Linked DNA regions of Homo sapiens: region 2 is linked to region 1. Evidence: chromatin contacts called from ENCODE Hi-C or POLR2A ChIA-PET data. All regions are on one chromosome and are shown on one strand. The core of a region is the stretch at or near the end of the contact, and the rest is flanking DNA. Distances in the headings are between cores, read along the strand shown.

The links. A loop is a pair of places that touch in the nucleus more often than their neighbours do. ChIA-PET counts read pairs that join two places held with the same protein, here RNA polymerase II (POLR2A). Pooled maps may share reads with other maps.
Region 2: a loop to region 1 is called in a pooled map, with 2.5 times the contacts of the local background. The contact joins two enhancer-like sites. A Hi-C loop is called at or near these places in 1 of 168 maps with a recorded cell type or tissue (CD8-positive, alpha-beta T cell), 2 of 37 single-sample maps with no recorded cell type and 4 of 50 pooled maps. POLR2A ChIA-PET finds 5 or more read pairs at or near these places in 2 of 52 experiments (CD8-positive, alpha-beta memory T cell and activated T-cell).

What each region holds. Positions count from the first base shown.
Region 1 is chr7:155,707,719-155,713,661 of GRCh38, forward strand. RBM33 (RNA binding motif protein 33) reads left to right here. Exons shown (of 18, transcript NM_053043.3): 8 at 3,485-3,737. Among named protein-coding and RNA genes, the nearest start is that of RBM33, 66 kb to the left of the region's middle. Within about 2 kb of position 3,098, at least 2 of the 41 ENCODE cell types and tissues checked have a DNase peak (open chromatin) inside an H3K27ac peak, as active enhancers do.
Region 2 is chr7:155,761,824-155,767,252 of GRCh38, forward strand. It overlaps RBM33 (RNA binding motif protein 33), which reads left to right. Exons shown (of 18, transcript NM_053043.3): 15 at 1,989-2,195; 16 at 4,644-4,832. Among named protein-coding and RNA genes, the nearest start is that of SHH, 48 kb to the right of the region's middle. RefSeq lists an enhancer at 2,076-2,235. Within about 2 kb of position 2,733, at least 15 of the 41 ENCODE cell types and tissues checked have a DNase peak (open chromatin) inside an H3K27ac peak, as active enhancers do.

The DNA.
Region 1 (5,943 bases), core at 1,848-4,347:
TGATCTTGGCTTACTGCAACCTACACCTCCTGGGTTCAAGCGATTCTCCTGCCTCAATCTCTTTAGTAGCTGGGATTACAGGCACTTACCACCACACCCAGTTAATTTTAAAAATATTTTTAGTAGAGACTGGGTTTCACCATGTTGGCCAGGGTGGTCTCGAACTCCTGACCTCAAGTGATCCATCTGCCTCAGCCTCCCAGAGTGCTGGGATTACGGGCGTGAGCCACTGGGCCCAACCTATTCTTTCATTTAAGTTTTAGGGATTGTATGGCTTTTTACTTAGAAGTCAGTCTTCAAGGAAAAATTTACTTAATACAAATATGTGTCCACTGTGTCTACCACATGCCGTTTTTACATTTTTATCTGAATTTAGAGAAAACGACATTTCACTTCTGTTGAAATATTATATTTCAGGAGCCATTCATTTGTGAAATAACAAAGTAGAAGAGATAATTTTTGTTTTAGCATGAGAATTCCAACTCTGATATGTAAAGGGAGAGGAGTAGGTAGGCATACACAATTTGATGATACGAGGAACTGCTGTTTGCTTATACAGCTGTTTTGTTTTTGAGCATCTCTAACAGCAGAAAGGCTGGATTTACAGTTTGTCTTTTTTCCCTTCGTTGCTCCCTGTCTCCGCCGCAAACCTCCACTGGCCATATGTTGAATAGCCATTTTGATTATTTTGGCCTCTTTCGGGGCCAAACAACTCTCATACGAGGCCAGTGTTTACGTAATTGTGTCTCTGATCCTGGAAAAGTTGTTGAGCTCTGTTTTCTTACCCACAAAGAAGGGAAGAGCACGTATCTCTCACCTGCCTCCTTAGAGAGGCTGAACTGAGATGGCGTGAATGCTTTTAGAAATGTCATGGATATTCAGTTGTCCTCAATCCTGATGGTGACGTTGTATCTCTGGATTGTAATGTGACTGATTTGGACTGTTAGAGCCTACTGTGTACTAGGAGTAAACTAGACAGCTGCCCTAAGACTGACACAGCTTTGTAAGCAATAGTCTCGTCTTTGCTAATCAGTGATGAGATCAGGACTGTGGTATCCTCCGCTCCAACTGCGTTCTGTTACATCATAAGCTTTCTCCATCCTATTCACTCCCCATCCCAGAGCTATTTTGTCTCTTTGAGTCTTGACCCCCAAAGTTTTGGAAAGAATATTTTTGGCTCATGTCTCTGCTTGTACCCATTTTCTCCTTGGTTGGCTCTTTCCTGCCTGGATTCCGTTCTGTTCCCTGTCCTGAATGGTGCCCTCAAGAGATGCCACCTGACCCCTTGTCCTGTTGGACCGCACTCTGGGGCCTTGGGCATCACACGGTCTCTTTGTCTTGAGCAGCTCTTTTTTGGGCTTACGAGATTTTGGATGTACTCTCTTATCTTCTAGAATGATTTCTTCTTTCTCCCTTTTGACCTTCCTTTTTATTTTCAAATTAAACTTTTATTAAACTTCCTTTTTATTTCCAAATTAAACATAATATATGCATAAATATATTGCATATGTTTATGAGGTACAGTGCACTGTTACAGTATGTATATGTTGTGGATGGATTATAAAAAGCTAATTAACATTGGCATCCCCTTAAATACTTCCTGGTTTTTGGTATTGAGCATTGAAAATCTCTTTGAACAGTTTTGAAATGCCTTTTCTTTAACTGCATTTTTCTTCAGGTTTTGTTCTCGTCCTCCTTTTCCTCAGTGGTCTCCCCAGCACTGTTCCTCTTGCTGTCACCTACTGTTTCTCAGTGAGTCTTAGTCTCTAGCCTAACCTCTTTCCAGCTCCATTTTCTCCATCTCCCAACTGTCCCTGTACCTCTCCAGACACATGTTTCACAGGCCCTGAATGTCACTTGTTTAATCAAACAAACATGATCTTTCCCTCAGAACTCTGTGGTCTTGAATTAATGACCATGCATTGTGGTCACTCTCAGTTCAATTAAAATTTAACTTGGGTGTCCCTGTGTCTGTTAGTGTGCTGTCTGTGGGATACAATGGTGAGTAAGATAGACAAGATCCCTACTCTCATGGGCAAATGTGCACAGATGTGATGAGTTAAGGAGGGGGAAACATACTGCATTCTGGGAGCATGTGTGCTAGTGGATGTGAGCTGGTACCAGAATCTTTTGAAACGTCTTCTGTGAGGAAGGATAGGTGGGCCAAAGCCATTCACAGATTAGTTTTAGAATTCTACTCATTGTTCCTCTGAGATGTCTTCTTGCTCTTTGTCAGACTATGGCTTTTCCATTGATTCATCTCTCACCATTCCCTATTAGATGGTCTCCTTCCGTCTTCTTTACCCTCGTTCATCTCACACTGCTGTGAATGATCATTTTCCTACCAAAGAGATCATTCGTGATCCCTTATTATACGTGTTGTCTCTGTGGCATAGTAATGGATCATTTACTTGGAATTTAGAAGCCCTCCGTAATTTGGCATCATCTCAGGGAAAATGCTTGTTAAATTAGACAACTGAATAAGTAGTGGTCTACTGCTAATTAGCTGTGTCGTCAGTTTGGTTAGTGATTAAAAGCAAAACCTGTGGAATCAGATGGCCTGAATTCCAGTTCCGGCTTTTCTCCTTTCCAGCTACTTGATCTTGTAAAAGGAGGTCAGTAAATAGGACCTAGTTTATAGGATTGTGGGGAGCTAGGTCAGCTGACTTTCTCTACTGACCGTATAGTAGGAACTTAAAATGTGGGGAAGATTTAGTCCACGGCAGCTGTTGCAGTTGTTGATTTCTTCCTCTCTAGTGACTGTTTGATAAAATAACCACCCTCGAATTGAGATCTCTGATCACTTTGAGTGTGTAATTTTCTTACCTTCTTTCCTGCCTTCTTCCCTGGTCTCCTGATTTTACTAAGCAGGTGGGTCTGTGCTGCTTCTGCTTTTTTCTGGGTATCTGTCCCTCACTCTGCCTTGCACCTCTCTCTTCTTCATCACCGAGTTCAGGTGTCACCCTCTCAGAGAAGCTCCCTCCCAGCCTCTCCTGGAGGCTCTTTGTGGCCCTGTCCTGTTCTCAGGCCTCAGTTCTGGAGCAGGGTAACTGGTGCACATCTCCTGCCTTGCTTACCAGAGTTCCTGGAGGGGGATGCAAGGCTGCTACAGGGAGGGCTGTGGCAGCTGCTCTTCTGTCCCTGGCACAGGGCTTTGCTCAGTGTGGGCAGTTCAATTCCCTGAACTGAATTTTTTTTTTTTTTTTCAAAATTCACACTGGGTGCTTTGGGGCTGTTTTCCCTCTTGCGTGGGGATTGACTCAATTGTGAGACTGTAGCCCTCATTGTGAAGAAGTAGAGAAGCTTCTTTATCCTGCTGTTTTGATACAAGTTGTTACTACAGACTTCTTACATTGTAACTTAAAAAATGCAATCAGTGTAAATTTGTAACACATCAGCATTCTTTTAAATGTTGATTTCGGTGAACTTTTGTTTTTTTTTTTGTGATTTGTAGACTCATTCTCCAAGGTTAATTCCTCCACAGCCCCAGGCTCCCCCTCCACCGCCACCGCCGCCTCAGCAGCAGCCGATCAGAAGCCTGTTCCAGCCGCAGCCGCTGCAGCCGCTGCTTCCGGTGCAGCACCCGCACCACCCATCCCCGCCTCAGGGAATGCACATGCCTCCCCAGCTAGAGACCCCAAGGATGATGATGACCCCGCCACCCGTGACTCCACAGCAGCCCAAGAACATACACATCAACCCGCACTTCAAAGGGACGGTGGTCACGCCTGTTCAAGGTCTGTGTTTCCTTTTACTATTGTAAAGCATAGATGGCCCCAGCTTCCAATGGTTTGACTTAGGATTTTTCCACTGACGCGTTTTTGACTTCATGAGTGTGTGAAAGCAGTATGCGTTCAGAAGAAATCATCGTTCGAATGTTGAGATTTGATCTCTCCTGGGGTAGCAACATGCATCCCAAAACTCCCTCGAAGCTGGGCAGGGGGAGCTGCGGTTCCCAGCCCCGATGATTTTGCCAACTGTGCAATGATGTGAGTGTTCTGAGCTGAAGGTAGGTGAGGCTAAGCTATGATGTTTCATTGGTTGGGCATATTAAATGCATTTTGACTAAGGGTCTTTTCCACTAACGATAGCCTTATTGGGATGTAACCCCATCCTATGTTGAGGAGCATCTGTTATGTTATAGATTACTGTGCATCTGAAGGCATTTATTAGTTTATTGCACTGAAGCCGTCTCTGCGGCAAAATAGTTTTCACATTCAAATTTGTAAGATTGAGTTTTCCTTGGCTCTTCCCCATTCATTTAGATTTTAGTTTGATGGGTCAAGTATATTTCTTTAAAAATGTGTATCTCTTATTGTATAATTGAGTGGAAAGTGCTGAGAGTACAGTCTGAATGCAAAGAATACACTAGAGACCGCTATTGGAATGCCTGAACTGTGACACTTTGTAAGTCTCCCGGTGAGGATGTTTGCAGTGGTGAGTGTCCCTCTTTGGTTCCAGGCAGCATGCCCCCCTTCAATTCCAGTGTCAGCTGGTGGAGAGGGGACACACCATCTTTTAGTTGTTGTAATCAAATAAATACAGATCTGATTATTACTGAAACATGTTCCTTAAGCTAGGAAACGGTTTTTGAGCAGTTTATACGAAGCTTTAACTTCATGTACCTGTGAACACACACATTTATTGAGCTACTACTCTATTTTTGGCATTTGAGTTATATTGACGAACAAACCAGACAAAGCTTTCTTCAACCATGATATTACTTTCTATCAGACAGTCTTATTATTGTTTATTAGCAGTAAACATAAGTATTTTATGTGGCATGTTAGAAGATGAAAATGCAGTGAGAAATTGAGCAGGATGCGGGGAAGGGATGGGTTGTATCTTAAATGGGGTGATCAGGGTGAACTTCACTGAGCAGGAAAGAGTTGAGGGATATCTGTAAGTTAGCAATGTGGCTGTTCAGGGAAGAAGATTGCAGGCAGAGTGATCAGCAAGTATAAGGGGGCTTCCTCCAGGAGAGACCCTGCCTTGTGTGTTTGAGTAGCCAAAAGGAGACCAGCGTGACTTTTGTGGAGTGATCAAAGCAGAGAAGAAATGCAGAACCTGGGTACCGTGGGGCCGTGGGGCCATCCAGCCATTCTCAGGACTTTGGCAGGGAGTGAAATGGGCAGGGATTAGAGGGGTTTGAGCAGAGGAATGACGTGACCTTGTGTATGTTTTAGAAGATTCCTCTTGCTGCCGTGTTGAGAGGAGACTGTCGGGTGGCAAGGGTGGAAGCTGGTGTCTAGCTAGGAGGTGACAGATGATCCTGGTGCAAACCAGTGTGGTAGCAGGGAGAGTGCAGAGAGCTCAGAGCTGGATGAAGTAGGAAGATGGGGCCGATGGGATTTGCTGATGGATTGGATGAGTGTGAGAGGGAGAGAGGAGGTAAGAGTGATGCCCAGGTGACCAGAGCATTTAGAGGGCTGGTCTGGTTGCCATCACCTGAGGTGGGGAGATCAAAAGTTCTGTTTTGGGTGCATTAAATTTGAGATGCCAACTAGCCATGTGAGTGGAGGGGTCTAGTAGGCAGTTGGATGAGAATTCAGTATAGGGGTTTGGGCTCAAAGTACAGGTCAGGAGGTTGTTGGTGAATAGGTGGATTTAGACCCTGCCCTCAAATGAGAGCCCTGGAGGAGGGAGTCTGTGTGTGGGGAGACCAAGGACTGGGACCTAGGGCACTTGACACAGGAGGGGGAGGGGCAGGAGGAGAACCCGTCAGGGAGGCCAAGGACTGGGACCCCGGCACTCGACGTGGGAATGGGGGCAGGAGGAGAGCCTGGCAAAGGAGCCGAGAGGGAGGAAGGAGGATGACGGTCGATGGGGAAGGAAGCAGGTGGCCACGGGCTGGCAGGGCTGCTGCCAATGGGTCAGTGGGTGTGGCCTGCACTTGGGGCGGGGCTGGTGAGGAGGAGGCACAGGCCTGGCTGAGATGGGGCA
Region 2 (5,429 bases), core at 1,483-3,982, 54 kb after region 1:
CCTTTTTTGAGGACGGGGGACTAGCTTCTTGAGGTAGAAACTCAAATGACTGATTTTAGATGTTTTTCCTTTTTGATGTCATTGCTTAAGTTGCAGCCCCTGAATTTTGATGTGTTGTATTTTTGTTTCCATTCAGTTTAAATATTTTTTGTTCAGTGTTTGTATTATTTTTATTTCTCAGCCTAGCTTCCTAGGGGTTGACCCGACTGCTGCGTAGCTTAGTGGCCAGCCAGCGCCTGGGATGAGCTTGTGCTCAGGTCTCTGGACCCTGCATGGCCCCCCATGGCCAGTTATCTGTGTGTGGGTTGGGGCTTCCCAGGCAGCCATGTGGGGAGAGCCCATCTAGGCCTTCTCTAGCACTTTCCGTTCTGGAATTTCCTCATTAGGTTTCTCAGATTTCTGGCTGGTGTGCTGCCTGTTCCAAACTGAACCATGACCAGAGGCCCACAGACCCATGGGCTTCCCTGTGCCTTTCCCTCTGAGGGTGCTGTATGGCCAGTGCTGCTGGGGAACTTCAGGCCTTACTGAGTTTCGGCTCTGTGCTGATGGAGCTGCCACACACTGCACTGTCCTCACAGCTCAGGAATAAGTGCTTCTCCATTCTTTTCATTTTCTTTGATTTCCAGAGTCCTCAAATGTTGTTTTGGAAAATTTTGTCCAGCTTACACTTGTTTTGGAGAGAGAAGATTTGCAGACATTTTCATGCCACGTATTCCTGTGTGACATTTTTCATCTCATCTTTTCTTGAGTCCCTGTTTCTTTGTACAGTCTTAGCAGAAACAAGCTACATCCATCTTGCCCCAATCCCATGTTCCTTCTTTTTGCAGAGCCCTTTGTTCCGTTTGGTCTCCACAAGATAACGTTTGGTAGGAAGAGCGGGACACAAGGATATGTGGGCTGCTTCTGAGCTGGTTGACCAGGTTGCCCCTGGAGACACTGGCACAGCTAAGCACCCTGTGGGGAGGGTTTACTATCCCGTGACTGACACTCCCTCCCTGTCGATGTTGAGAGTGGGCCTCGTGCTAATAAAAGCCTCCGTCTTCCTTTTCAAGTCCAAGCATCCATCCTGACATAATTCATCAGGGCGGTGTCTGCCGTCCTTGCTGTTCTTTCCCAGCCTTCAGCTGTTCTTTGGGAAAAAGACTACTCAGTACTGAAAGCAGCTGATAGGCACCACCCTAAGACATGTTTATGCTGCCTGGACGTATGAACAACATTGGTGGTGCAGTTCCAAGGTGTACGTGCCTCCTGATCGATGAACAGACTGTTAATAAAACACAAAAGATAAGATTCCTGATATTTCTAAGGTTCTTCGTAGAGTAAATGCGCTTCTTGGAAATCCACGTACTCTGTAGTTGCTAATGGCACTTGTAACTCAGCAGAAGGAAGGGAAGTTTCTAGCCAGTATTTTGTGATGCTCTTCGGCGCTTCAGAGCACTGCATTGGAGAGGTCAGAGTATTTGAAGTTCACGTATCCACAGGGGGTGGAAGGCGCCGTGATGGGTTTGGAAGACTTACAGTCGCAACCAGCAGGAGTTGGGCTCATTGCCTTCTTAGGGTAGGTTGGAATAGGAGTTAAGAGTTTAAAACCACTGCTCATGCAAACTGTACATTTTAACAAGAATGCTCTTGAAAGTGAATAATGCATGCTGAAAGTGAAAATGCGTGTTGGATATGAAGTATTTTGAAAATAACCAGTATTTCACGGAATTCGACAACATTTATTTTAATCGCAGATCTCTTATATGAATATAGTAATTAAAGGGCATCTTAGTGTTTGAAATTTCAAACATATTGTTAGAACCTGACCACTCTCCAATGAGAAATGTCCTTACTGGCTCTAGTGAAATGACAAGTTTCGAGTCACACTTGTTTGAAATGGTTTTGCTTTGTGGGTGAACACTGGCTGAGGTGGGCTTCCTAATGCTGGGGAGGAGCTTTTGGTGGAGCAGACACTGAACAACGTGCTGCCTTCTTGGTTTCAGCAGGGAGGAGAGAGCGATGGCTTTTTTCACCCAGAAGGCCAGCCCCAGCGGCTTCCCCAGCCTCCGGAAGTGGGACCACAGCCTGCCCGCAAGGTGACGCTGACCAGGGGGGGCCTCCAGCAGCCCCCACATCTGCCAGCGGGGCCCCACGCACACTCGCCTGTCCCTCCAGGGATCAAAAGCATCCAAGGAATTCACCCGGCGAAGAAGGTACTGCTTGTTGCCTCGCACGCAGCCCTGGAAACGCGAAGGCCGGTGTGAGGCAGTGTTCAGACGTGCTCTAATTTGTAGCGCATGGCACACAGTAGTACTCACATTCATAAGTGAACCATCATTTCCTTTGTTCTGGCTTTGAAAACGCGTTAACATTTTCACCAAAGCCTTTTCCTCTCCTGACTTATTTCACAGAGCAAACCCAGAAGAGCACCCGCAGCCAGCCAGGAGTGCGATTGCTTCCTGCCGCTCTGAACTGTCGACCCAGCAGCATCTGCTGTGCTCTCGGGACAGCGCCTGCTGCTGCGTGTCAGCATGCTTTCCTTCCTGTGTTCACTGACTCACCAGAAATTTTACAAATGTGAAATCAAGTGCATGCTCATGGCCCCAGTTGAGACAGGGGAAACTGAGGTCTTTAGAAATGAAGTAACTTGCTCTAGGCCACAGTTCCCAGCTGCTTAATCCTTCCCTTAACCCTGGGGATTGGAAGGAGCTTCTCTGAGCTCAGGCTGTGAGGCAGGAAGCAAGGGTGCTCCCCATCCCCCTTTCTGTTGGAGTGGCCGTCTGTGCACTGGGAGCACATCCTGTCACGTACGCAAGTGACAGAGCGCCCTTCCCCTCAGCTTCTAGTGAGGCATCTTTCTGGCTCCCCAGAGTCTTGAGAGTGAAGTGCCCTCTTGGTGCAGAAGCCAGTAGCACCTGTTGGGTGGAGCTATGCAGAGGGAGACCTGGGCGCAGCCCTGCTTTGCGCTCTGGAGAACGGCAAGTCTGCCCGCTCATTCTCCCTCGTCATCTCGTCACTTTAGAAGTAGTGTCACTATTAAGACTATTCTGGCTCCTTTTGAAGTACTTAAGTTACTTCGTCTTATCTCATAAACACTTCATGATATGAGAGCAAACAAAATTCCATTTTGTACTAGAAAACAGATGTGTAGACAGATTCAGTGATAACGCCAGTGTTAAAGTGATGGATTTCTTTAAAGATCGCTGTGGTCTGAATTTTCTTCCTTCAGGTGCCATCCCTGAATATATGATGAGAAAGGCCTTAGAAACACCCTCCATAACGCGCACACGCACAGCACACTTGAGTTTCTTCAACTTAAATGTAAATGCTCCTGTGACTGAGGGTCATGATGTTTCCTATCTTACTTAAGCAATTCTGAGCATCTTATAAGAAGATGCATTTAAAAAAACCTGGTGCCTGGTGTATATAAGTAGGCATTTGTTAGAGATATTATTGTTAATATCATAACTTACTCTAGTTAGAACAGAAGACTAGTTAGTTACTACTGATTTCCAGCCAGGGTAACTGTAACTTGCAACTTCTCATGTGCATTTTCCAGTGTGGTTTCTCTTGAAATAACCCCTTGCAACTGTTTTAAAACTTAATTCACAGGCATAGTTTTGCTGCCTTCTTCAGAGTACTAAGAAATGTGGAGGTTTTCTCTTCGTTTCCTTTTGTGTGCGTGCACACTCAAGTCCTGAGGTTCTATTCCAGTTTCCACCTAACTTTCTGCCTTTCTCTGTGATGGACTGGGAGGCCACTTTTGCATTCTGCCCGAACTCCCCAACAGGATTCGGGTAGGCCATCTGGAAACCTAGTGCCGTCCATCACCACCCTGCCTTCTGCGCTTCACCGCTGTCCTAGGCTACATTGGGCACATATGTTCTCTCTGACTTTCTAATCTGGAGAAAGTGTGGGAAAGTTCAGCAGTTTCCTCTTCTTTAAAAGTTCCTTGAGCAGTAGTTTTGAACCCTTGGCAGCTTTTAAAAATAATAATGCTTAGGCCCGCCTTAGACCAGCAGAATCATACTTGGGGAGTGCCTGGGTCCTCAGTCACAATTGTGTTTTGTTTCTTTTGAAAAGCTTGCAGACGATGGAAATGTGCAGCCACGGCTGAATTTCTGGTTGCAGAATCTGCCTGGGAGGGTTTCAGGGTAGCAAATGTAGTCTCTGCCAGCGGAGTCAGGTACATGATGCTGTGGCTTGTTGTGACTGTAAGGTGGACTTAGCACTGTGCACAGCAGGTCCTGCTTAAACCAGCCTATACTACACTAGGAGAAATGGGGGCTCTGGGACTCTCAGGACAGGATCCAAATTCTGAACTGTCATTTGCAGCAAGTTTCTCAGCCCTGACGGGTGCCTGATCTACACAGAATGATGATGACACAGAGTGCCCACCGAGCACAAGCGTGTGGCCCCTGGAGAGGTGCAGGCTTCGTCAGCTCCCTCCTCTTCCTCCGCCTACACTTAAACTTGCTGGATATAGTTGTCTCATTTAGCTATTAAAACATTCTCTGATAGTGGATAGAAAACTACAGAAAATCCTGTAGCTCATGGTATATTTTAATGGATTCTAAGTTATTTGTTCACTTTTATATCTTAGTGACTATCGAAGAAGCTCAGGCTTGAAACTCTGAATGTATTTCCTTTGTTGTCACCAGGCCATCATGCACGGACGAGGCAGAGGAGTGGCCGGTCCCATGGGCCGGGGGCGCCTGATGCCAAACAAGCAGAACCTGCGGGTGGTGGAGTGCAAGCCCCAGCCCTGCGTGGTGTCTGTGGAGGGGCTGTCCTCGTCCACCACGGATGCCCAGCTGAAGAGCCTGCTGATGTCAGTGGGACCCATTCAGGTAGCCGCCTGGGGGTGGCATCTGTGCCACGGGTAGTTGTGTCCCAAGACAAAATCATTTCTTGATTTAAAACACAGTGCCCTTTGTGTTGGCTACTTCATATTAAAATAATACTTGGGAAGTAAGACAAATAACCTGTTGTGCATACTTAGTATCAGAACATTTGCCTCAAACGTTTATTTTGAAATTTTCAGATTCTTAGTTATAAATTTTAAGAAATAAATACCCCAGCTGAACAGATTATCCTTTGAGATCCTTTTAATTGTCATAGAAGGTTCACACTTGCACACATACATACAAAATTTTTTGTTCTATCAAATGACTTGTTTTATTTGTAATAACATTACATTTTAAAGTATTTAGCCTTCTTTTCCTTGCTTTCCAGAAATAGCTTCATGTGCTAAATAGCTGTGACTTGGTTTAGATTTTACAAATATGACAGTATCTTGGATTGTATCTTCATCTCTTAATTTAAAGCTGGCTAACTCTAATGCTGAAACATGCCTGCTGAGCTGGCTGCAAATGAGATGCATGAAAAGGAACACAGTTCCAGGTCCACTGGAAACAGGGTTTTCCACGGAAACTCCTGGTCTCTGT